Linked DNA regions of Homo sapiens: all the other regions are linked to region 2. The links are chromatin loops, found by intact Hi-C in ENCODE. Cell type or tissue: MCF 10A. All regions are shown on one strand.

What was found. A loop is a pair of places that touch in the nucleus more often than their neighbours do. Peaks named below come from ENCODE experiments on the same cell type or tissue, not always from the same donor. Only the 100,000 strongest peaks of a DNase experiment are listed, where the experiment ranks them.
Region 1: it touches region 2 in a loop (7-fold over the local background); 3 of 110 quality-filtered maps call a loop at or near these places.
Region 3: it touches region 2 in a loop (2.8-fold over the local background); 3 of 110 quality-filtered maps call a loop at or near these places.

Annotation. Positions count from the first base shown.
Region 1 is chr5:170,806,581-170,814,580 of GRCh38, forward strand. It overlaps GABRP (gamma-aminobutyric acid type A receptor subunit pi), which reads left to right. Exons shown (of 10, transcript NM_014211.3): 8 at 2,020-2,172; 9 at 2,988-3,175; 10 at 5,376-7,467. The coding sequence ends at 5,678. Among named protein-coding and RNA genes, the nearest start is that of GABRP, 27 kb to the left of the region's middle. In MCF 10A, a CTCF peak has its summit at 3,150 (motif pointing right); a DNase peak (open chromatin) is centred at 3,171.
Region 2 is chr5:170,859,103-170,867,102 of GRCh38, forward strand. It overlaps RANBP17 (RAN binding protein 17), which reads left to right and starts at 2,916. Exons shown (of 28, transcript NM_022897.5): 1 at 2,916-2,949. The coding sequence starts at 2,932. It also overlaps the pseudogene RN7SL623P. In MCF 10A, a CTCF peak has its summit at 3,057; DNase peaks (open chromatin) are centred at 2,829 and 3,239.
Region 3 is chr5:170,752,610-170,760,609 of GRCh38, forward strand. It overlaps LOC107986473 (a long non-coding RNA gene), which reads right to left and starts at 5,858. Exons shown (of 3, transcript XR_007059044.1): 1 at 5,252-5,858. RefSeq lists enhancers at 1-372, 6,762-7,292. In MCF 10A, no CTCF peak of the experiment used is centred here; DNase peaks (open chromatin) are centred at 372, 3,262, 3,632 and 4,812.

The sequences.
Region 1 (8,000 bases), 53 kb before region 2:
TACAGGCATCCTCCAGCATGCCCGGCTAATTTTTGTATTTTTGGTAGAGAGGGGTTTCGCCATGTTGGCCAGGCTGGTCTCGAACTCCTGACCTCAAGTGATCCACCCGCCTTGGCCTCCCAAAGTGCTGGAATTACAGGCATGAGCCACCGCGCCCGGCCTACTGTGTATTTTAGTTGAGCCTAGGTGACATTAAAAATCATATGTCACACCAAGATCATGGTTACATGAAAATTAGAAACTAAAGGGTATGTATAGAGAAAAGACTGGAATAGAAGGAAAGATGATTTTTTCTCTCTACTTTTCTTATTTTCCAAATTTTTCTTTTCTTTTTTCTTTTATCTATTTACTTATTATTTTACTTTATTTTATTTTATTTATTTGAGACAGTGTCTCACTCTAGTGTCACCTAGGCTGGAGTGCAGTGGCGCAATCTCAGCTCACGGCAAAATTCACCTCCTGGGCTTGGGTGATCCTCCCACCTCAGTCTCACTGGTAGCTGGGACTATAGGTGTGTGCCATCATGCCTGGGTAATGTTTTGTATTATTGTAGAGATGAGGTTACATCATGTTTCCCAGCTGGTCTCGAACTCCTGAGCTCCAGCAAACCACCTGCCTTGGCCTCCCAAAATGCTGGGATTACAGACATGAGCCACCAAGCCTGGCTTTATTTTCCAAAATTTAAGTAATTATCATGAATTATTTTTATAATGGGCAAATAAATACACTTTATTTTTAAAGACAACTTTGTAAATTAGGGCTATGCAGTCATAGTTTACCAAATCTGGATTCCCAAGTTGGGTTCATATAAAAAATGGCTTCAGTTTTCAAAATTATGTAATCTCATGTAGCACATAACCACCCTCTTTAGGTACAAAAGAGGGTCGTTATTTAGTCAAATGTTGATTCTAAGGTTTGCTTGTTTGTTTTTAAAACATTGACTTTCAAAATCAAGAAAATAAAGCAGGCAGTGTAGACTGATAAAACATCCCTGGACCAACGGGCAAAAGACCTGGTTTTTATTCTTTCTTCTAACATCAACTCCAGGTCCTTTTCAAATCACTAAAACTTCCTGTGTCTCAATTTACCCATCAATAAAGTAAAATAATAAGTAATCTCTAGGGTCTCACCAAGCTCGAAAAGTACATATTTTTATTCTATACTATATTTATCCAGGCATATGTCTGTTGTTTTTTTAATGGTATAATTTCTCATTTCAGGCTTTAATTTGGGGGTGACAGAGGGTTGGAGCAGCTCCCATTCACCATCCTGTTTTTCCCCAACAACAATCTAAGCCAGACTTTTCCTGTTCCCAGAGGATAACCTCTTCATTCATGCATCCACACCAGTGCTGGCCACTACTGCTCACCTCCCCATAATAGAAGCACAGCAGGAGCAGAGCTTGGGACTCTAACCCATGGACATATATGTTTTGTGCTACAGTAGCCTATTTACCACAGAGAATTCTGTTACTGATAGCTCTCTAACACATGCCTTTCCCACATCTAGAATACACTGCTAGATTCCCTAAGGATGGCCCTGAAGTAGTATAAAATCTGGGGTGCCTCTGAAATCATCAAAAATTCACTTATATTTAATAGGTCCATTAGGTCTATTCCATAGTATTCCTTGAGAAACAGATGGTCACAGGTAATCTTCATTAAACAGGTATTTATTGAACAACTACTTTGTGAGTGCAGAACTGAAAGATTCAGTGTTTGCCCCCAAGGAACTCACTGTCTAGTGAGGCAGACGTCAAGAAAACCAGTATTGATTGCACTGCTGTAGGAATACTGTGATTCAGAAAAGCCCAGGTTGGACATAAGGCAGGACAGCGCCCCTATAAATCCCATTCAATGCAACAGCAGTGTCTCCTGTGGAAATCATAATGACAGTTCATACATAACCAGATTTAGATCAATGACAGAGGGCTTAATGTACATATAGTTAAGCATCCCATAGAGAAACCACTTGCTACACGAACAGACACAATTTCCTATCTGTTGTTTACCCTTTCAGGAAATTACACTAGATTGGTCTTACAGTTTGAGCTTCGGAGGAATGTTCTGTATTTCATTTTGGAAACCTACGTTCCTTCCACTTTCCTGGTGGTGTTGTCCTGGGTTTCATTTTGGATCTCTCTCGATTCAGTCCCTGCAAGAACCTGCATTGGTAAGCAGCTCCAACAGGAGATTTCTAAGAACTGGCTTATCAGGTTACTTACTTTTTTTCCTTTTACCATTGTCTTCATTGATATTCCTAAGGCAGTTCCAAGAGTTGTTTTCTTGGGAGATTCTTTTACAGAGAAAGAAAGAGAGAGACAGAAAGAGACTACTTTAGGATTCTGGGTTTTTTGTTGTTGTTTTTTTTTTGGAGACAGAATTTCACTCTTGTTGCCCAGGTTGGAGTGGACTGGCGTGATCTCGGCTCACTGCAACCTCTGCCTTCCAGGTTCAAGTGACTCTCCTGCCTTATCATCCCAGGTAGCTGGGACTACAGGCATGTGCCATGATGCCCAACTTATTTTTGTATTTTTAGTAGAGATGGGGTTTCACCACGTTGCCCAGGCTGGTCCTGAACTCCTGACCTCAAGTGATCTGCCCACCTTGGCCTCCCAAAGTGCTGGGATTACAGGTGTGAGCCACTATGCCCTGCCAGGAGTGGTGCATTTTTAAACTTAAGTTTTACAGTGACAAGTAAGGGATCATTGTGCTTAGATGGTCTATTGTCAGTTCTTTTGCATATTTATCACCCCCTCCCAGGAGAAGACAGAACGTGAAACATTAAAAAAAAACACATCCCTCATATCTGTACAAAATGGACAAATCAACCCTATTCTAGAAGGTCGCAGACTTTTCAAAATGAGATGCATTCCATTTCTGGGTCTTGCCCTCACCCTGCCAATTCTCAAATGGGGACACTCTGCCAGGCTATGGTGGAGGACTAACCAGTCACTTTGTAGGAACATCCCCTGCCTGTTTTCCCAGGAGTGACGACCGTGTTATCAATGACCACACTGATGATCGGGTCCCGCACTTCTCTTCCCAACACCAACTGCTTCATCAAGGCCATCGATGTGTACCTGGGGATCTGCTTTAGCTTTGTGTTTGGGGCCTTGCTAGAATATGCAGTTGCTCACTACAGTTCCTTACAGCAGATGGCAGCCAAAGATAGGGTAAGAGTCTTGAGGGCCCTGTGTATGATCCATCACTGGTGCCGTGTGCTGATCTGTAGACATGGGCTGGACCTGGCTTCTATCCCCACCCCACCCGCAGTGATTCCCTGTGCTCCAGTGAGTCTTATCCTTGTTCAGGTGGGAGCAGCTGGAAGTCATGGTGCCCCTTGAAAAAGACCATTCTTTTCACCAAATACAATGAGATATTAATATGTTTAATTTTCCAGCAGAAAATATGTTATCTGTATGCAGCATAAAATCACAACCACAGGAGCAAGCATCCATGAAGAATCCAATATGAAAAAAACATGATCAGCTGCTTGCAAGTTTTATATTAATATATATTTACTATTTAATTCTTTTGTTGCATTATTTTGTCCTTAAATTATACAAGTAATGCTTTACTGAAAAATGTATGGAAATATTAGATTGTGACAAATTTCTTGGTGAGCATATTTTTCTGCTAATTGAGAAAAACTGTCATTATTTGGTTTAGCAATGGAACACTATAGTCCAGCTCTCTAAATAATAATAATAGTCATTATTTATCAAGCATTTACATGTGCCAGACACAGTAACAAGCCTTTTGCAAATACTATATTATTTTAAATGCTCATAACAACCCAATAAGGTTGTCTCCTTTTTTAAATTTATGAAATCTGATAACAAGAAGGGAAAGAGACTTACCGCAGGGGATATAGATACTAAGAGGTAGAGCTGGGATTCCAACCTAAACCTACTTGGTTCCAAAGCCTGACACTTATCCGCTATTCCCACTTGCAGAGAGCATTAGACCATGCTCTTAACTATCACCCTTTACAGGTTCATGGACCCCTAGTGTTATTTGGAAGCCAAATTTGATAGATAATGGCATTCTAAAGTTCATGCTAAGAAGCAAGAAAATGATAGGGATCCAGTTCAGAAGAGGTGCCCACCTTGAGCAAAGTGCTAGGACCACGGAGGATCTAATAGTGTAGAATGAGGAATCAAAATGACCCAAAGATCCAGTTGCTTTTTCCCTTGGGTTTGGCTACAGTGAGTAATGTTTCATAGTCATGTCATCCAAGCACCAAAGGCAAATGACCACGTGTGCCAGCCAAAGAGGAACATGGCTTTTATTTATTTTGCTCCCTTAGGCTTCCTTATGAGGGAGGAAGGAAGTTGAGTTACCTCCTCATCCCCCCGCCCAAGAATCTGGATTTACTAGATTGGCAAAATGGACATTGGTGAAATACTGACAGCCTCCTCTAAAGACACCAGAAAGCTCTTATTCTGCTGTGTATATGATAATCACTGCACTATGGAGTACTCACTGTGTCCTAAACATCCGTCAACATCTCCTTTAGTTCATCCAACAACACAATGAAATGAGTACCATTATTATCCCAATTTTACTCTTGAGAAATGTGCCACTAATTGATGTGGCACATTTCTCAAGGGTAAAATTGGGATAATAATGGTACTCATTTCATTGTCCTGTACAGTGATATGGTAACTCCCATAAGACCCCACACCTAGCAAGCGGCCTGGTCAAGGAACCAAACCACACTCTCTCTGACTTCACTACACTCCCACATTCCTGGGAGTTGACCCCAGCCATGTTGGAGAATGGCAACTCCTTGCAATGGCAGGGAGCATCACTATTTCTGCTTTGGTGGCAAAGCCTTTAAGACACAGCTGATTTCTATTATCTCTCGTAATCAGTTACTCCTTTCTCCCTGGAACAGAATTGAAGTCATCAAACACCTACCAGATGCTTTCCATTTTTTACCATTTAATCTTCCCATCAGTCTCAAGATGGCAATACCAATCACCATTTGGCAGGCGAGGAAATAAAGTCTTGGAGGGATTGAGGTGACTAAAGTTTCACAATAGTGAGAGGCCGAATGGAATTTGAACCCAGGTCCACTAACTTCAAAGCCTGAGCATTTCGCATCTGGCACACTGCTCAGGATATCCACAGTAGGCCATGTTTACTCCTCCTGTTATATATGCTGGTGACCTACAAATAGGTGTCTCCAAACAGGGCAACAGGAGCCCAAGCCTGGCTTATTGGCCAATTTCTGAAGCACTCAATGCCACTCTCTATTAAGCCTAATTATTCAACACTTAGGCCTCTAAACTTTTTATTAGCTCATTACCTACTTATTTATTTTGCTGAGTCAAGTCTTTTAAGCTAACTGCATTGTCTATGAACTAGGGGACAACAAAGGAAGTAGAAGAAGTCAGTATTACTAATATCATCAACAGCTCCATCTCCAGCTTTAAACGGAAGATCAGCTTTGCCAGCATTGAAATTTCCAGCGACAACGTTGACTACAGTGACTTGACAATGAAAACCAGCGACAAGTTCAAGTTTGTCTTCCGAGAAAAGATGGGCAGGATTGTTGATTATTTCACAATTCAAAACCCCAGTAATGTTGATCACTATTCCAAACTACTGTTTCCTTTGATTTTTATGCTAGCCAATGTATTTTACTGGGCATACTACATGTATTTTTGAGTCAATGTTAAATTTCTTGCATGCCATAGGTCTTCAACAGGACAAGATAATGATGTAAATGGTATTTTAGGCCAAGTGTGCACCCACATCCAATGGTGCTACAAGTGACTGAAATAATATTTGAGTCTTTCTGCTCAAAGAATGAAGCTCCAACCATTGTTCTAAGCTGTGTAGAAGTCCTAGCATTATAGGATCTTGTAATAGAAACATCAGTCCATTCCTCTTTCATCTTAATCAAGGACATTCCCATGGAGCCCAAGATTACAAATGTACTCAGGGCTGTTTATTCGGTGGCTCCCTGGTTTGCATTTACCTCATATAAAGAATGGGAAGGAGACCATTGGGTAACCCTCAAGTGTCAGAAGTTGTTTCTAAAGTAACTATACATGTTTTTTACTAAATCTCTGCAGTGCTTATAAAATACATTGTTGCCTATTTAGGGAGTAACATTTTCTAGTTTTTGTTTCTGGTTAAAATGAAATATGGGCTTATGTCAATTCATTGGAAGTCAATGCACTAACTCAATACCAAGATGAGTTTTTAAATAATGAATATTATTTAATACCACAACAGAATTATCCCCAATTTCCAATAAGTCCTATCATTGAAAATTCAAATATAAGTGAAGAAAAAATTAGTAGATCAACAATCTAAACAAATCCCTCGGTTCTAAGATACAATGGATTCCCCATACTGGAAGGACTCTGAGGCTTTATTCCCCCACTATGCATATCTTATCATTTTATTATTATACACACATCCATCCTAAACTATACTAAAGCCCTTTTCCCATGCATGGATGGAAATGGAAGATTTTTTTTTAACTTGTTCTAGAAGTCTTAATATGGGCTGTTGCCATGAAGGCTTGCAGAATTGAGTCCATTTTCTAGCTGCCTTTATTCACATAGTGATGGGGTACTAAAAGTACTGGGTTGACTCAGAGAGTCGCTGTCATTCTGTCATTGCTGCTACTCTAACACTGAGCAACACTCTCCCAGTGGCAGATCCCCTGTATCATTCCAAGAGGAGCATTCATCCCTTTGCTCTAATGATCAGGAATGATGCTTATTAGAAAACAAACTGCTTGACCCAGGAACAAGTGGCTTAGCTTAAGTAAACTTGGCTTTGCTCAGATCCCTGATCCTTCCAGCTGGTCTGCTATGAGTGGCTTATCCCGCATGAGCAGGAGCGTGCTGGCCCTGAGTACTGAACTTTCTGAGTAACAATGAGATACGTTACAGAACCTATGTTCAGGTTGCGGGTGAGCTGCCCTCTCCAAATCCAGCCAGAGATGCACATTCCTCGGCCAGTCTCAGCCAACAGTACCAAAAGTGATTTTTGAGTGTGCCAGGGTAAAGGCTTCCAGTTCAGCCTCAGTTATTTTAGACAATCTCGCCATCTTTAATTTCTTAGCTTCCTGTTCTAATAAATGCACGGCTTTACCTTTCCTGTCAGAAATAAACCAAGGCTCTAAAAGATGATTTCCCTTCTGTAACTCCCTAGAGCCACAGGTTCTCATTCCTTTTCCCATTATACTTCTCACAATTCAGTTTCTATGAGTTTGATCACCTGATTTTTTTAACAAAATATTTCTAACGGGAATGGGTGGGAGTGCTGGTGAAAAGAGGTGAAATGTGGTTGTATGAGCCAATCATATTTGTGATTTTTTAAAAAAAGTTTAAAAGGAAATATCTGTTCTGAAACCCCACTTAAGCATTGTTTTTATATAAAAACAATGATAAAGATGTGAAACTGTGAAATAAATATACCATATTAGCTACCCACCAAATCAAGTGGTCATCTATACAATGATTGTTATAAGATCCAATCTGGAGAAGGTATGTATCACAGTACAAACTCAATGGGCTCACATCCTTCTATCCTCATGTTCCCCCAACCCCAAACGGTACACATATATGCTCAAGACACACATATAAACCCTACCATTAATATCTTCTGCCAAGCAAATAGTAAATGCTGGTGACATAGCCAATGTTTTCTTTGACATCACTGCACCACAACACCTGCCTTGCAGTTAAACAGCTGAGCCTGGTGATAGCAAAAGAGCCAATTCTCAAAAAATGTCACAGATTTTCTTCTAAGCATTCTTTATCACTTGGAATTCTCTTTTTTGTTGTTGAATGATATTTTTATAGTTTGAGAATACACTTTGCGGGGGGAACATTGACTCTTGGATTTTGTATCACTCTGCACTAAAGTGTAGCTACTACATCAGAGTTCTCAGTAAAAACTTCTAATATTCGAAACCTGTCCATTTTATCCCCTACCCAGAGCAGTCCCAGTGATCACGTTGTTCAAAAT
Region 2 (8,000 bases):
ATGAAAACCAAGGGTGAAGCATGGAAGATGCAAACAGGCTTATAATAATAAAGTATCTTATGTTGGATTAGACCTCCCACTGAAAACTATTATAAAGATAGGACACGTGTGTGTATGACAATTCTATCACATATATTAAATATATATAAAACTATGAGTAAATATGAATTATCAGCAATCATGCATGCACACACCCACACACACACGACAGATAAGTATCTTTAACAACTAAAGGCAATAGAAAAGGCAGAACTTAAGTGGCCACAAATCTTGAAAGAAGGAAAGCACAAGGGGTAAGATTCCAATTTACCTTAGATTCCCCATCTGCTCCTCCCTGTCATCACCCCAAGGCATTTTCCAAGTGGCAGCAAGGAATAACAGCTAAATAGAAAGCAGCAGTCTCAATAGGCTAGGAGCAAAGGCTGGAGTTTCGGAACAAGAGCAACTGAGATTTGAAGGACAAAATTCTAGAAAGAAAGAAACTATAGAGATGTGAGTCCCCAAATTTGTGTCCGTTCCTAAGATATACATGCACATGAAGAGACTCTAAGAAATCCAGCAGAACAACAGCACCTAAAGAGCTCAACAAAGATTTCAGCAGCTACACAGGGCTGAAGAGACAGAGACTAGAGTTCAAGCCCCACAAGGTGGAAGGATCTTGGTAAACATTCCAGGCTTTTGTTTTTTTGAGACAGATTCTTGCTCTGTTGCCTGGCCTGGAGTGCAGTGGTGCAATCACGGCCCACTGCAGCCTATAGCTTCTGGGCCCAAGGGGTCTTCCCACCTCAGCCTCCCGAGTAGCTGGAACTACAGGCACATGCTACTACACCAAGCTAATTTTTTGTATTTCTTGTAGAGATGGGCTTTCACCATGTTGCCCAGGCTGGTCTCAAACTCCTGGATTCAAGCGATCCACCCTCTCTGGCTTTCCAACGTGCTGGGATTATAGTCATGAGCCATCATGCCCAGCCACATTCTAGGCTTTTAGTTGTAAGACCTAGTAAGGACCATGGCCTAGGAGTAAGGTCATAACTGAAGTTAACCAGAATTAAAAAGACTCAATGATCCACTAGTACTCTTGTCTGCCTACCACAAGAAAACTTAGCCCTCCTTGGAGAAACCTGTTATCATCCAGAGCCTCTACAAATTTTCTTCTACATGGTTTGAATTCAACAAGAAATCATGAGATATGTAAAAAAAAAAAAAAAAAAAAAAAAAAAAAAAAGAAAGAAAAAAAAGGGCCAAGGGCCAAGCACCAAAAACCCAGGAAGACTCAGATGATTCAGAAATTGGAGTTAACAGATAAGGGCTTTAAATAATACAGTTAAAATGTTTAAGAAAATAAAGACAAAGAATTTCATCAAAGCCTTGGAATCTATTTTTAAAATGGGAGAGGAGGAGGAACCATGAAAATTTCAACTTTCTAAATGAAAATTCTAGAACTGAAAATATTATAACTAAAACTAAGAATTCAATAGAGGGGATGTATAGCAGCTCAGACACAGCAGAACAGAGTTTCTATGGAATGGACAGCAGGCAAATAAAAAATACAGAATAGAAATAAGGAATATAGCAAAAACTTATAACATACATGTAACTGGAGTTCCAGAATGGAGAGGTAGAGAGAGAGAAGGGGACAGATGCAATATTTAAAGAACTAGTGACCAAGATTTTTCAAAACTTGATAAAAAAGATTACATTCACACTTAAAGAGCTTTATGAATCCCAAGCAGGATAAATACAACACACACACACACACACACTTAGCGACATCAAGCACAAAGTGCTGAAGACAAAAAGAAAAAATAAAAAAAGAGAAAAATGTTCAAGTACCTGAGGAGGGGGCCAAAAGACAGGAGCAACAATTAGACTGATGGCTGATTTCTCAATAGAAACAATGACAAGCAGAAGACAATGAGAAGACATTTTTAAAATGCTGAAAGATTAAAAAAAAAGCCAATGTGAAATTCTATACCCAGCAAAACTATCCTTTAAAAAATGAAGGTGAATTAAGATGATTTTATGTTAACAAAAGCTGAGAGACTTTGTTGTTAGCAGACCTGAATACAAGAAGTGCTTAAGGGAGTTTCCCTCTTAAATACTACAGCACAGTGCTCCCAAATGGAAATGCTGAACTTGAAGAAAAAACGGAGAACATCAGAAAGCAGCAACTTTGACCCAATTCTGCTCCAATAAATTCTCATTGCAGTGGAATCATTTGTTGTAAAATATAAGTTCATATTAAACAAAATGCAGACAAAGAATGAGGTAAAGCTTGAATTTTACAACTTAACAGCATGTAGACATGGGCGGTTTAATTTTAACCAAAATCAAGTTAAAAACATTGTTAAGCAACAATGGAATTTGGGCCCTGGGAGTCAGGGGTCAAGGGCAACAGCTGGCATGTGGGAGTCAAAGGTTATGGCTGTGTGTGTCTGTGGTTCCTGGCTGTTAGGAGACAAGAAAATCTGTGGAGATGCAGGTGTCGGGAGCCATGGGCGATAGTTGTATTTTGAGGGTCAGGGGTCAAGAGAGCCTTTGGAAGACTTATGAGTCAGGGTCCACGGCTGACGGGTGGGTCGTGGTAGTTGTGTCAAAGGGCAGAGGTTGGAGGTCATGACCCACCAACACACGCCGGTTGAAACTTGAGCGCAAGGGACGGTTGAGATTCCCGGAGGACACGCCCCTATCGGCCCCGCCCCGTGCACCGCCTCCGTCGCCCCGCCCCGTCCCTCCCAGCCCCGCCCCGTCCCTCCCAGCCCCGCCCCTCCAGCGCTTCGAATGCGGACGCGAAGCCTGGCTGAGGCTGCGAAGGACGAGCGGCGCAGGGACCCCGCGGGCGTCTGGGGCTTCCGCGGCGCCCGCCTCTGCTCCCTCCCCTCGGGCGCTGGGTGCCGACCGGCCGGCTGGCCGGCGCCGCCTCCTGGGAAGATGGCGCTGCACTTCCAGGTCAGTGTGCTCTGCGCCGCGGGCCCGCGCTCCGCCACGCTGGGAACCCGGCGGGACGCGTCTGGAGACCGAGGGCCGAGGACAGCGGCGGAGGCCGCAGGGCCGTGGGCCGGTGTCCCCGGAGTCCCAGCCCCTGCCTCTGCCCCTAGCCGGGGACCGGGACACTGGTCTGGGCTGCACACCCCAGGCCCGGGCCGGAGCCCGAGAAAGGGGCGGCCGAGCCTGGGTTGGAGGCGGCGGGTGGAGGGGGCGGGGGACAGGCCCAGGGCTCGTCCCGGGGAAGGTGCGGACGCCGGCAGCACGCTCGCTGACCGCGGCTTTAGTGTTGCCAGGGCAGGTGGGAGTCCCAGCTGGGCCGGCTTTGGCGCGCCTCGCGCGGCTGCCGAGCGGTGGAGCAGCCTTCCCGCCTTCCCGCCGCGTCGCCGGCGCGGCTCTATCGTCAGCCTCCCTCCACACAGTTGAGCCCCAGCCGGAGCGGGGGCTTGGGATCCACCGAAGGAGCGGCGGCAGCGGTTGGACTTTAATTGGCCAGAGGAGACAGGGGCTGCGTCTGGGGGGAGTTGCGAGGGAGGGCTACGCGGCCGCCTCTTCGGAGGAGGAAACCCGGGCCGGGCGCGGGCGCGGGCGCGGACGCGAGGATCGCAGAGGCTACGAAGATGGGACGCGTGCTTGTATATCCTCGGGCTGCTCTGACATCCCCGTTCAGTTATTCAGCAAACATTTATTATCTCCCCACTGTGTCTCAAGCATTGTGGAAAGTTCTGGGGATAAAGGATGACATCTTACTATCCTCGCCCTCATACAGTTAACAGAGAATTACAGTACAAGTGAAAAATGTATGGTAGAAATAGTCACAGTATCATAGCACAGAAAAGGGGGTAGCCAGCCAAATGTGTATGTTGAGAAGGAGTGAAGCAGAGCTGCTATGCTCTTAGCTGAGAGATGCTTTAAGATTCTTTGAGCCTCCATTCTTCCATTTATTAATTATTGAGCGCCTACTATGCTAGGCGCTGAAGATACAACAGCTCTGAACAAAACTATGGTTTCTACTCTCAGGGAACTTGCAGTCTACTGGTCCTTGAAAGAGTCGTAGTTGTTTGCCAGGTGAAGAGGAAGGGAAGGATATGGAGGTAGAAGGACGTGTGAGCCAAGGCAAAGAATTGTGGAAGAACATGGTGTACTGCAGAAAGTTGAGTCTGGTTGGGACAAAGGGATGGGATCAGGGGAGGCAGTGGGTGGCAGGAGATGACCCCAGGGAGGGAAGGGAATTTCATAATATGGTGACAGTGTATCTAAGAATCTCATTCCCCTTGTAGACTCTTTTGAACCCCCTGTGATCACACTGATTTATAACTTGGCTGATTTATTGATTCTTCTAAAGGGTCTTTTTTTTAAAACCAGTTACTGTCTGATAATCGACAGTTCTAGAATGTTATGTAGTAAGCCCGACACATTACCTTTTGACTTCATGCCATTTCTAAGGGTCCTCAGGTCAAAATAATGTATTACCACTTTAGTAAATATGCCCTCTGGGAAATTTTCACAGGAAGAATCTTACAAGGAGGATTTATGGATTGTAAATAGGTAATCAGATGTTCACAGAGCCCGAGTAAATCTTGAGAGTAAATTAAAAGGTATGGTGGAACTTTGGAATTTTTTCATACATGGAAAGGTGATGTACAGTTAAATCACCAAGCCCTGGAAGACTTCTTCATATTTAGGCACAGTGTTGGAAAAGTTAGCTGCTGATGTCAAAACTACCCATATTGGTTTTGCAGGAATGTACTTCACAGTACATTCCAACATAAGTACTTCACAGTACATTCCTGTAGACAGCTTAAAAGCGGAGTTGGACAAATAAAAGATCAGACAGTTTTGTTGACTAGAAAAAAACTGAAATTTCTCCGTTTGAATTCTTTTTAGCATATAGGATCATATTGTTAATCAGTTAACTCAAGGAACATTTGTTAATAGTGATAACCAGTACCTAGCATTTTGAGTTTTCATATCCTCATTATAGAGGTGAGCCCTGCCACTAACTTAAAAAGTGTGCATATATACGTTTCATTCTGAAGACACTGAGTCTTAAAACAGTTGTGACTTGCCCAACGTTACAGAGTTAGAGTAGGCCTCATAACTCATAAGTTCCGTGTTCCCCATTACCTCTGTCTTACTGTCACCTACCCAAAAGGGCAGCTAGGCAAAAATTATACCATCAAGATGATGAGTAAAGAAGCAGATTTGTGTAGGGTGAGGTTAGGGTAGTGGTCAACATCTTTTTCACATCATGACATACATAAAAAATGTTAATTGTGTGTCTCATTAACATAAACCGCTCATTGCCAAAGGCCATCAGTGTGCACTTTCCCCAATGTCTCAAGCTCTGCTCCTAATGCTTGGAGGGCAGAGGGATCAATATCTCAGGCATACCTGTGAATCATTCAAAGCAGTTGCATTCTGGTTAGGAAGCTGTGAATTACGATACCCTGTCCCAAAGGAATTAATGGGTCTGGATTCCCTGACAGGCAATCCAGATAAGGGGGCAGAGTGAGGAAAAAGAATTGAGAAGAAGTAAGAGGTAGGCACTTTAGGTAGAACAGAGGTACCTTGGTAAGAATCGAGAGAATGTTAGGAAAAATTTAAGGGACTCAGTTGATCCAACTTTTTTGCTCAGGACTGTTTAAGAAGCAGGAAATATAGCCATGCTTCTTAATCTCCAGTCAAGCTACCTGATTTGATCTAGATGTGATTGAGAACTATTATTTTTAAATGCAATTATAACATGAGAAAAGGTATGTGGGAATGACCATTCTGGCAGTGTGGACTTGAATGGGAGAAACTATGGAAGATCCGTATGGTCTTTTATATTCACCAGTAACTGGAGAGATTATTTATGATTTATTGTGGATCTTCTGTATGGCAGGCACTGGATTAGGCTTTCCCCATCTTTTCTATCTTCATTCTACAATTAGTTTGGAAGGTAGATATTGCTGTTTGCAGGTTTGTTGTTGTTGTTGTTGTCGTTTGTTTTTTGAGACAGAATCTTGCTCGCCCAGGCTGGAGTGCAGTGGTGGAATCTCGGCTAACTGCAGCCTCTGCCTCCCGGGTTCCAGTGATTCTCTTGCCTCAGCCTCCTGGGTAGCTGGGATTACAGTTGCAAGCCACCATGCCCTGCTAATTTTTGTATTTTTAGTAGAGACAGGGTTTCTCCATGTTGGCCAGGCTGACCTCGAATTCCTGACCTCAGGTGATCCGCCCACTTCGGCCTCCCAAAGTGCTAGGATTACAGGAGTGAGCCACCGCGCCCGGCCCTGTTTGCAGTTTTAACAGCAAGGCTTAGAAAGGTTAAATTATTTGCCCGAGGTCACTTAATAAGTGAGTGGCAGATTCCAAAGGTTGTGTCCACTCTGTTGGACCAGTGGTTTTCAAATCGAACCATGACATTTCTAAGACCCCACTACTCTCTACTCGCATTCCCAGAGCAGCTTGAGAAATCCCTGGCCCTGGCAGCCACAGTTAGAAAATATTGCTTGATCTACTGTCTGTGAATATCAGGGGGAGGTGTTGAGTTGAGTCTTTATAGAAGAATAATTGGGAGGACTTTATGACAAATTAGGTATGTCCCTGGAATTAGCCATACTGAGATTAGAGGGCAGAGTCCACAAGACTGCCCTTTCTTCTCAGACCAAGTGCAAGTTTGGGGGTTTCCCAAAACCACCCTCAGGTTCAGTAGTTGACTCACAGAATTCACCGAAAGTTGTCATACTCAGTTGCAGTTTGTTACAGGGACAGGATACAGATTAAAATTGGTCAAAGGAAGGTGACACAGGGCAACATCTGTGCAGGTTTCAAAACTAAGCTTCTGTTGGCCTCAGGACATGTTGTGCTCCCTGCATCAATATATGGCAATATGCACTAATTATTGCAAACTGGGTGAGCTCACCTAGACTTCATTATACAGGGTTTTTACTGGGGCTTCAGTTCTTAGGTATGATTGATTGATTGTCCACGTGTTTGAAATCAGTCCTAGGTTGACTATTACCTTGTGACCCAAAGTCCTGATCCTAAACATGTAATTGGTGTTTCTGGTGTGGCCAGCCCCCAGCCTACCACTATTGGGTATGGCCAGCCCCTCCCCTAAATAAAAACATTCCTATCAGGTATGATATACATTACCTTTCAGAAGCAAAGGCCAGATGTCTCTTATGGCAAGACCAAATCTGTTACTATACAGGAGGTACAAAGGAGACTAAGGAGAGGGGGAAGCAAAAGATAACATTGAGCTTGTAAATCTACACTCTGGTCTAGAAATCTGAAACTACTGAGAAGAAGGGACACTTAGGCCGGGCATGGTGGCTCACGCCTGTAATCCCAGCACTTTTGGGAGGCTGAGGCAGGTGGGTCACGAGGTCACGAAATCGAGACCATCCTGGCTAACACAGTGAAACCCCATGTCTACTAAAAATACACAAAATTAGCTGGGCGTGGTGGCGGGTGCCTGTATTCCCAGCTAATTGGGAAGCTGAGGCAGAAGAATGGCGTTAACCCGGGAGGCGGAGCTTGCAGTGAGCCGAGATCGCACCACTGCACTCTTGCCTGGGCAACAGAGCGAGACTCCATCTCAACAAAAAAAAAAAAGAAGGGACACTTAAAGTGGAAAGCATGTTCAATTCTGTTTGTCACATTTTTGGGTGATTTTTTTATATCTTTCTAGATTTCCAAGAGAAAGAAATTTGTACACAAATGTAAAGATGGTGAACAGACAGGGCTGAAAGTATGGACTGCCAGGCATGGTGGTGTGTGCCTGTAGTCCCAGCTACTTAGGAGGCTGAGGTAGGGGGATCACTTGAGCTTAGGGGTTCTGGGCTGTATTGTAGTGTGCTCCACCGATCAAGTGTCTCCACTAAGTTCATCAGTAATATTGACCTCCCATCAATATGGGAATGGGGGACCACCAGGTTGCTTAAGGAACGATGAACTGGCCCAGGTCAGAGACAGAGCTGGTCAAAACTCTAGTGCTGATCTGTAGTGGGACCATGCCCTTGCATAGC
Region 3 (8,000 bases), 110 kb before region 2:
TCACCACCGTGGGGCCTGACCCTGCTGCTGACCAGCCTCTGCTACCCACAGCCTGGACCCTCTCTCCACCTGGAGCCCCTCTCCTTCCTGCCTCCCTCTGATTCATGCCCGGTGGGTAGGAGTCCTACTTCCTCTCCTCTTCCCTGAACACAGTAACAGTGGGTGTGCTCCTGAAGGTGACGTGAGGGCAACAAGACTGACTGACCTTCCTCGTCCACCTAGGGAGCTCATACAGACCCATCACATCCACCCCCTGCCACCTCTGCAAGCTTGGACAGGAGGTGAGCTCCTCCGAGCTGCAGCTTCCTCATCTGTAAACTGGGAATAACAGGATCTCTATCAAAGATGATGGTGACTATTCAGAACAGACAAAGCCACAGAGACAGAAACAGATGAATGGTTTCCAGGGCTGGGGCAGGAGGAATGTGGAGTACCTGCTTCATGGGTACAGGGTTTCTGGTTTGGGGTGATGAAAATGTTCTCACACAAGATCATGGTGATGGTTGCACAACCTCATGAATGGACTTAATGCCACTGAATTGTACACTTTAATATGATTTCAATGGTAAATTTTATGTTATGTGTATTTTGCCACAACAAAAAAAAGTTCCTATGAGATTAAATGAAATGAAGTTTGTAGAAATGATTGCACCACCGGGTACATTATAGATCCTCAACAGATTTTAATGTCCTTGCTTCCCTGAGATCATCACATTGAAATGTAGACAATATACCCTGCTCTACCCCACATGCCTCCCCAGGGTGGACTATTTTTCTATTTAGATACTTGCTCCAACATGCTAATAGGATGAATCCATGTTTTTCATAAAGTAAAGCATTTGATTCACCAGTAGGAGAGAGAGTATCCAATGCTGCCACCCCTGTTCCCTCTTCTGGACTTACCTGTTTCACTGGCCTGGTCTAGGGTAACCAACACCAGGATTGAGTCCTACCAGAGGAAGGTAAAAGGCTCTCTGGGTACCCAGGCTAGGGACTTCTCTCAGTATCTGTTTCTCACTGTTTCCAAAACACTGTCATCCTAAAAAATAAAGCCTCTCATTGTTGGGAAGCATTTTTCCAAGAGTCTTTTGTGTTTCTGCACGTCTTCTGAGCAGAGACACTGCTTTGGTTACAATCTTTTCAAGAATGTTTGCAAAGCAAATAGCCTCAGAAGATATAGTGTCTCCCTTCAATGTAAAGAGCAGGTAGGCTTACTCTCCATTATGAAATATCTGGGTTCCCTAGGCTTAGGGCTCCTCTCCCATAACGCAACCCACAGCAGGTACAGATGACACCTGGCCCTCTTTGTGCCACCCCATGGGAATAAGGGTTTGGGGAACTGGAACAAAAAATGCATTGAACATAGCAAGGCTCAACTAGTATTTATAATCATTATTAATTGCCTTTCTTCCCTACTATGCTTTAAGCTCCTTAAGGGTAACCAGTATGTTTTTATTTATCTTTGTATTTCACAGAATGGATACTGATAAATATTTGCTGGCTGGCTGGATGGATGGATGGGTGGATGGATGGGTGGGTGAATGGATGAATGGATGGATGGATGGATGGATGGATGGATGGATGAGTGGACGGATGGATGGATGGATGGATGGATGGATGGATGGATGGATGGATACATGGAGGAATGGGTGGGTGGATGGATGGGTGGGTGGATGGGTGGATGGATGGATGGGTGGATGGATAGGTGGATGGGTGAGTGGGTGGGTGGGTGGATGGATGGATGGATGGACGGGTGGGTGAATGGATGGATGGATGGATGCATGAGTGGATGGATGGATGGATGGATGGATGGATGGATGGATGGATGGATGGATACATGGAGGAATGGGTGGGTGGATGGATGGGTGGGTGGATGGGTGGATGGATGGATGGGTGGATGGATAGGTGGATGGGTGAGTGGATGGGTGGGTGGATGGGTGGATGGGTGGATGGATAAGTGGATGGGTGAGTGGGTGGGTGGGTGGATGGATGGATGGATGGACGGGTGGGTGAATGGATGGATGGATGGATGGATGGATGGATGGATGGATGCATGAGTGGATGGATGGATGGATGGATGGATGGGCGGATGGAAGGATGGATGGATGGATGGATGGATGGATAGATGAATGGATGGATTGGTGGATGGATGGATGGATGGATTGTTGGATGGATGAATGGATGGATGGGTGGATGCATGGATGAGTGGATGGATAGATGAATGGGTGGATGGATGGAAAGATGAGTGGGTGGGTGGGTGGGTGGGTGGATGGATGGATGGATGGACAGACAGGTGGATAGGTGGATGGATGAGTGGGTAGATGGAATGATGGATGGATCGATGGATGGATGGATGGGTGGATGGATGGGTGGGTGAATGGATGAATGGATGGATGGATGGATAGATGGATGGATGGATGGATGGATGGAGAGATGTTTCTCTTGTGTCATCCTGGCAGTTTTATCTGACACTTCCCCTCTCATTCTTACAGCTTTTCTAGCTCCTGACACCATACCCAGTATTTTAACCACTTACCTTGCCAGCTATTTTCCTGGCTCAAACCATGTGATGTAGATAATAAGAGTCAAGTACTCTGCATGGGGCCTTGGATTTGGATGTTGGGGAGCATCCTGGATCCTTGCCTAGGTCTGGACATCTCTCCTGTCCTGCCCTCCCAGCTTTGTCCTAGCATCGGCTCCACTCCCAACTTCAGGACCTCATGGTGATGTGCAGTTCTAATATACCTAACAAGATATCAGTCCAGGCTACCAAACCACATGTTGGTCACCCCTGAACCAGCTAAACAAGATGTTTGCTTCTCACATTTGCTCCTGTTAGGCTAAAAGGGGTCATAGTGCTGGGCACATAGCAGGTACTTGGTTAATATTTATTTCATGAATGGATGAATAAGCCTTAAATTCATCGCCTCCTTCTTACATTATTAAAGTCAGCCTCCTGGGCAATAAGACCTAAAAATACAACCAAAAGGAGGGAAACTGGAGATATCGCCACAGACATTCCTTTTGGTTCGGCATCCACATGGCAAACACAATCTCCAGAACGGTGCAGTGATGGCATTGGATGTGCCAGCCAGTCTTCCCTGTGGTAAGAACCCCCGCCTTTGTGCACAGCTTCCTCACAGATCATATACGATGTATAAGGTGATTACAAAGGTATACCTGCTCTATATGCACTTGCAATTGCAAAACAGCTACTCCCCTTTTCCACAGCCACACAGGAAGTTTGGCCAATTGGCATCTTGCCAAGAAAAGCCTGGCAGTGAATAGCTATTTAATGTAAAGGCTCTGGGGCCCATTTTTCAGATGGCTGAGAGAACGGAATGTCCAGCAGGCAAATTGAAGTGCCGAATCTGTGGTGCTGGGGTCCCGGATTCATCAGCAATAGGGACACTGGGTATATTTAACTGGGTATGATCCACCAGTGGATGCCTAGTATTCACTGATGTATTTGTTTGCTTGTTTATACCTCCTTTCACTCCAGAAGAGATTTGTGTAATTCGATAAGTTCACATAAAGTGGAACGAAACAGGATTGGTTATAAAACACAAAACTGCATATCATGTGTTCTCTTGACTAAGTTCAAGAGAGTACAGAGCTGTTGCCAGGCCAGGCAGAAGGCCTAGGTGTGGCTGCTGTGTTCCAGGACCTGCCCTCCAGCATGCCAAGCCCAGGGACTTGATTTTGCCAGTGCTCTGAGAGTTATCCAGCCTTAGAGAGAACCAGCTCATACAACCCAAGTCACAAGAGGCTCTTATACAAACCACAATTAACTCCACTTGACAAATGTATTCTAAGAATTAGATCACAAGAAGGACAAGAACAGCAACAAGAAGAGGAAAAAGAACAAGAAGTGGGGGAAGGAAGAAGAATAAAAGAAAAAGGAAGGAAGGAGGGAAGGGGAGAAGGAAGGAAGCAAGGAAGAAAGGAGAGAGAGAAGGAAGGAAGGTAGGTTATGCAACACAGTCAGTGCTGGTAACCCCAAAAACAAATTGAAAAGGGAAGCCATATTATAAAAAGAACATCACTTCTTGAGCTGAAATAAAGGGTAAGGAAAAGGAGGTTGGTGGCGGGTAGAGGGCCTGTCACCCGGACCTGTGCTGAGGTCTCATGAACTACCCTTTCTCCATCAGTGACAACTTTTCCAATGTCCTAAAACATTTCTGGCAGATTCCAGCCTCTCTCCCTTGGAAGGCCCTGGAAAAACACTACCGAATTCTTGTTCTGTGAGTTTCCTATCTCAAGACTCCAAGCTGACCATCCCCACTGGCAAACTCTCCTATTCTCCAGAGACCATGCAATTCTACCGAAGACGTGTCAGCCTTAGTTACAACTTCTTTCCTCCACCAGGACATTACCCAGCCACCTCGATTAGCGTTTGGGGCATGCCAGAAACTCTTTTGCCATGCTCTTGGGTCATGTCCATAGACGATTTCTTTCCTTCACTGTGTGTGAATTTTATTCTGTAACTTTTAAAGGGTTACATTAGTTCTAAATGACTGAGGTTGGGAAGGGACGACCCTTCTCTCGGGTATGAGCAAATTATTAATAGTTCAATCAGTAAAGATATGGTTTAAAGAGCAGGGACAAGCCCTGGCTTCAAGCAGGTGTTTTCCATGGTCTAATTACACATTAACCATAATGGTTACCAACACCAAAACAGCCCATTGAAAATCAAAGGTGCTTAATGGCCTGGGCTCCGGTAGAAGTCGGTGGCTGGCTATTGTTTTTCACTTATCTGACCTTTCAGTCCAGTCAAAGAAGGAACTGGCAGCAGGCAAATATACACTGCTGGTGACTCATCATCAGAAGTGTTGCTATTTGGATTCCATTTCTCACACTATTCTAGAAATGCAGGCATTTGAATTCCCGAGGCACATGCATATTTTGACCAACTATTTTAACAAGTTCCAAGCAGAGCATCGTAGCAAAAACAAGTGTAAGCAATTGCTCTCTGGGCAGAGAAAATGCATACGGGCCATTTTGCTTATGGTAGGAGTATAGTTGTCACATTAAATACCAGCATGTCCAGTTAAATTTAAGTTTCAGATAAACACCAAATGATACAATATTTAGGACATACTCATACTAGCAAAGCATTCATTGTTTATCTTAAGTTCAAATTTAACTAGACCTCCTGGGTTTTTATTGCTAAATATAGCAGCTCTAGATAGGAGTGAAAGAGAAAATTTTGAATTCATCCTTCCTAGTGAGTTACATGTAAAATACATACCTGCAGAGATGCCACGATGACCTAGCAACAGATTCACCCTGAGGCAGCAGCCGAGAGCCAGAGCAGGGAATCCTGGCTGTGAGGTGTAGAAGTCTTCCTCCTTGTTTTGTAAACTTCTCTGGCATGGAAGAAAGAAGGAGGGCTGCATTATTTAGTATAGTACCCTCTACTGAAACCTCTGTTAAGATGCTCAGAGGAGAAAGGCCACTTTTGGAGTCACAGGGGCTCCCTGAATGGAACAGGCAGCAATGAAAGAAGGGAGGTGTTTTCTCCACTCCTCTCACTGTCCTGTTATCTCTTCCCAGGATATGAAGGCCAATCTTGCAGAAACTGAGAAAACATGGCTGGCAAATCAATAACCTCTGGTCTGGGGATCAAGATAATTCAAGAAGAAGAAGAGAGTGTGTGTGTTTTCCTCCATAAGTTTCCTAAGCAATTGTATCAGTCTATCCCCACTTATAGGTACTTTGCAATGGTGTCCTTTCATAATCAGAGAGTCACAGCCCCACGTGTGCCTTCGGGAGTTCTAACGCTGCTGTTGGCCACAAGTGGGACCCGGAGCAATTCGTGTACATTTTCAGGATCTCAATTTTCCCATCTTTAAAATAAAAGAAGGTCCTTGATCATTAGAAAAGGGGGAAAGGAGGAGGATTATTAGTCTCAGAACTCAATGGAAAAATAAAACTTAATGAAAAGATGGTATAAGAACCTTTCTGCTCTAAACTTCCATGAGTTTATGTCCACGTTTATATATTGGCTTGAGCATGATCTACTGTTAATGATTATGTGCCACCCTTAATGGGACAAGATGTACTTTCGACACTGCCCTTCCAACCAGCTGTAGGGACTGAAGTTTGTTGAGTCGTCCATACTTTATCTATTTTTTTTTTTTTTTTTTTGAGGTGGAGTCTCACTCTGTCACCAGGCTGCAGTGCAGTGGCATGATCTCAGCTCACTGCAACCTCTGTCTCCCAGGTTCAAGAGATTCTCCTGGGATTACAGGTGCACACCACCACACCCGGCTAATTTTTGTATTTTTAGTAGAGACAGGGTTTCACCATGTGGGCCAGGATGGTCTCGATCTCCTGACCTCGTAATCTGCCCGCCTCGGCCTTCCAAAGTGCTGGGATTACAGACGTGAGCCACTGCACCCGGACATACACTTTCCTACTGGCCTGCAGAGTTGATTAGCAAGGTGGGCAGTACAGTTGGTCTGCAGCCTCATCATAAAGGTTTCTCCACCTAAATCTCACAGCGTCTCCAGGCACTGACCACATGACCTCCCCACTGGAACTCTTGTCTAGCAGATGAGCCCTGTTCCCATGCTATATTTGCCAAGTGAGCAGCTCCCCAGTTAAATCCTCTATTGGCTCTCCATTGTCTATGTGAAAAAGACCAAACTTGTTGGCTTCTCCTAATGGGTCACAGGCCCACTCTTGACACTCCTCTTTCCGTCACCTACCGTGATGTCTTCCTAAGACTCCTTCTCCCCCTCACAATCTCTGGCCTTTGCACAGACTGTTCCCTCCACTGAGAAGGGCCCGGCTGCTCATCATCAAGAACCCAGGTGTTGCCTCCCTGCTGAGTCTGCTCAGAGTCCCAGGTAGTCACGCCCTCCCGCCTCTTTTCTGCCACCTCCTCAGGCCCCTTTCTCTATAATGGCACTTCCTGCCTTACATCGTGGGTTGCTTGTTTACAACTTTCTCTCCTCCAGTTGTCTGTGAACCCCTCCCTCCAGGGGAGTCTTATATACCATGTCTTATACCTCTTTGAGTCTCCACGACCTACCACAAGGCTTAGCCCAGAGCAGGTGCTAGCAAATGTTGACTGAACTAATGAGTGAAGAAGCCACATATAATTCAAATAATATTTCCCCAGCCTGTAAATTATGGTTGAACAAGGCAGTTCATAATCTCTGAAGATTCTACACACACCACGATCTCACGAAGGGCCAACTCGCTGTGGAGTGCAAGTGCAGGACAATGTCAACACGATCTCAGGAGGCAAGTCACGGGCAGGGCCTCTGCTTCATTCTGATCTCAGTCCCTGAGTCCCACCTGCGAAGACCTGGCTCCAGGTCTTTCTGTCAGGGCCCATGGTGCCGGGGTCATCCTGGTGGAGGCTGGGGAGAGCAGCTAGAGCTCAGCTTGAGCCTCTAGGTGGGAATTGCTGCTGAACAAAACCAGAGATGGGAGGGAGCTGGCACTCTGTGTTCAGGTGGCTGTCCCTGCCCTGTGGCCATTTGCCAGCTCCCAGATCTATCATGTTCCCACAAATCAGAGATATTTTCTCATGAGTCGTCTGGTAAAACGAGTTAATTGCCTTGCCTGACAGCTGGTCTGGCAGGGGCCCCTGTGGGGTTGGGGGACATGACCCAAATGGTCATATGGGGCAGGAGCCAGCTGAGGTGGAGGGAGATTTACTGCAGATGGCACTGTCGGTGACGTCAGGGACAACAGCCCAGAGAACCACACTCAACAGGGGTCGATTTACACTCCTGAGAGTCAGACAACCTCCAACTTCACACACGTGCGCACGCGCACACACACACACACCAGCAGAGCAACCCTCTCCCTTACAAGGGCTTTGGAGCTCTGGCTTCAGGGACCCTTCAGAGGTTTGTCACTGGTTCCCATCTGCCCTTCCTTGGTGGTCTCTTCAGGATAAAGGGCCCTGACGGCTTCACCTCCTGGCCCATCTTCTTGGGCTCAGGGACTCTTTGCAGGGAAGGTAACCACAGACAAACACG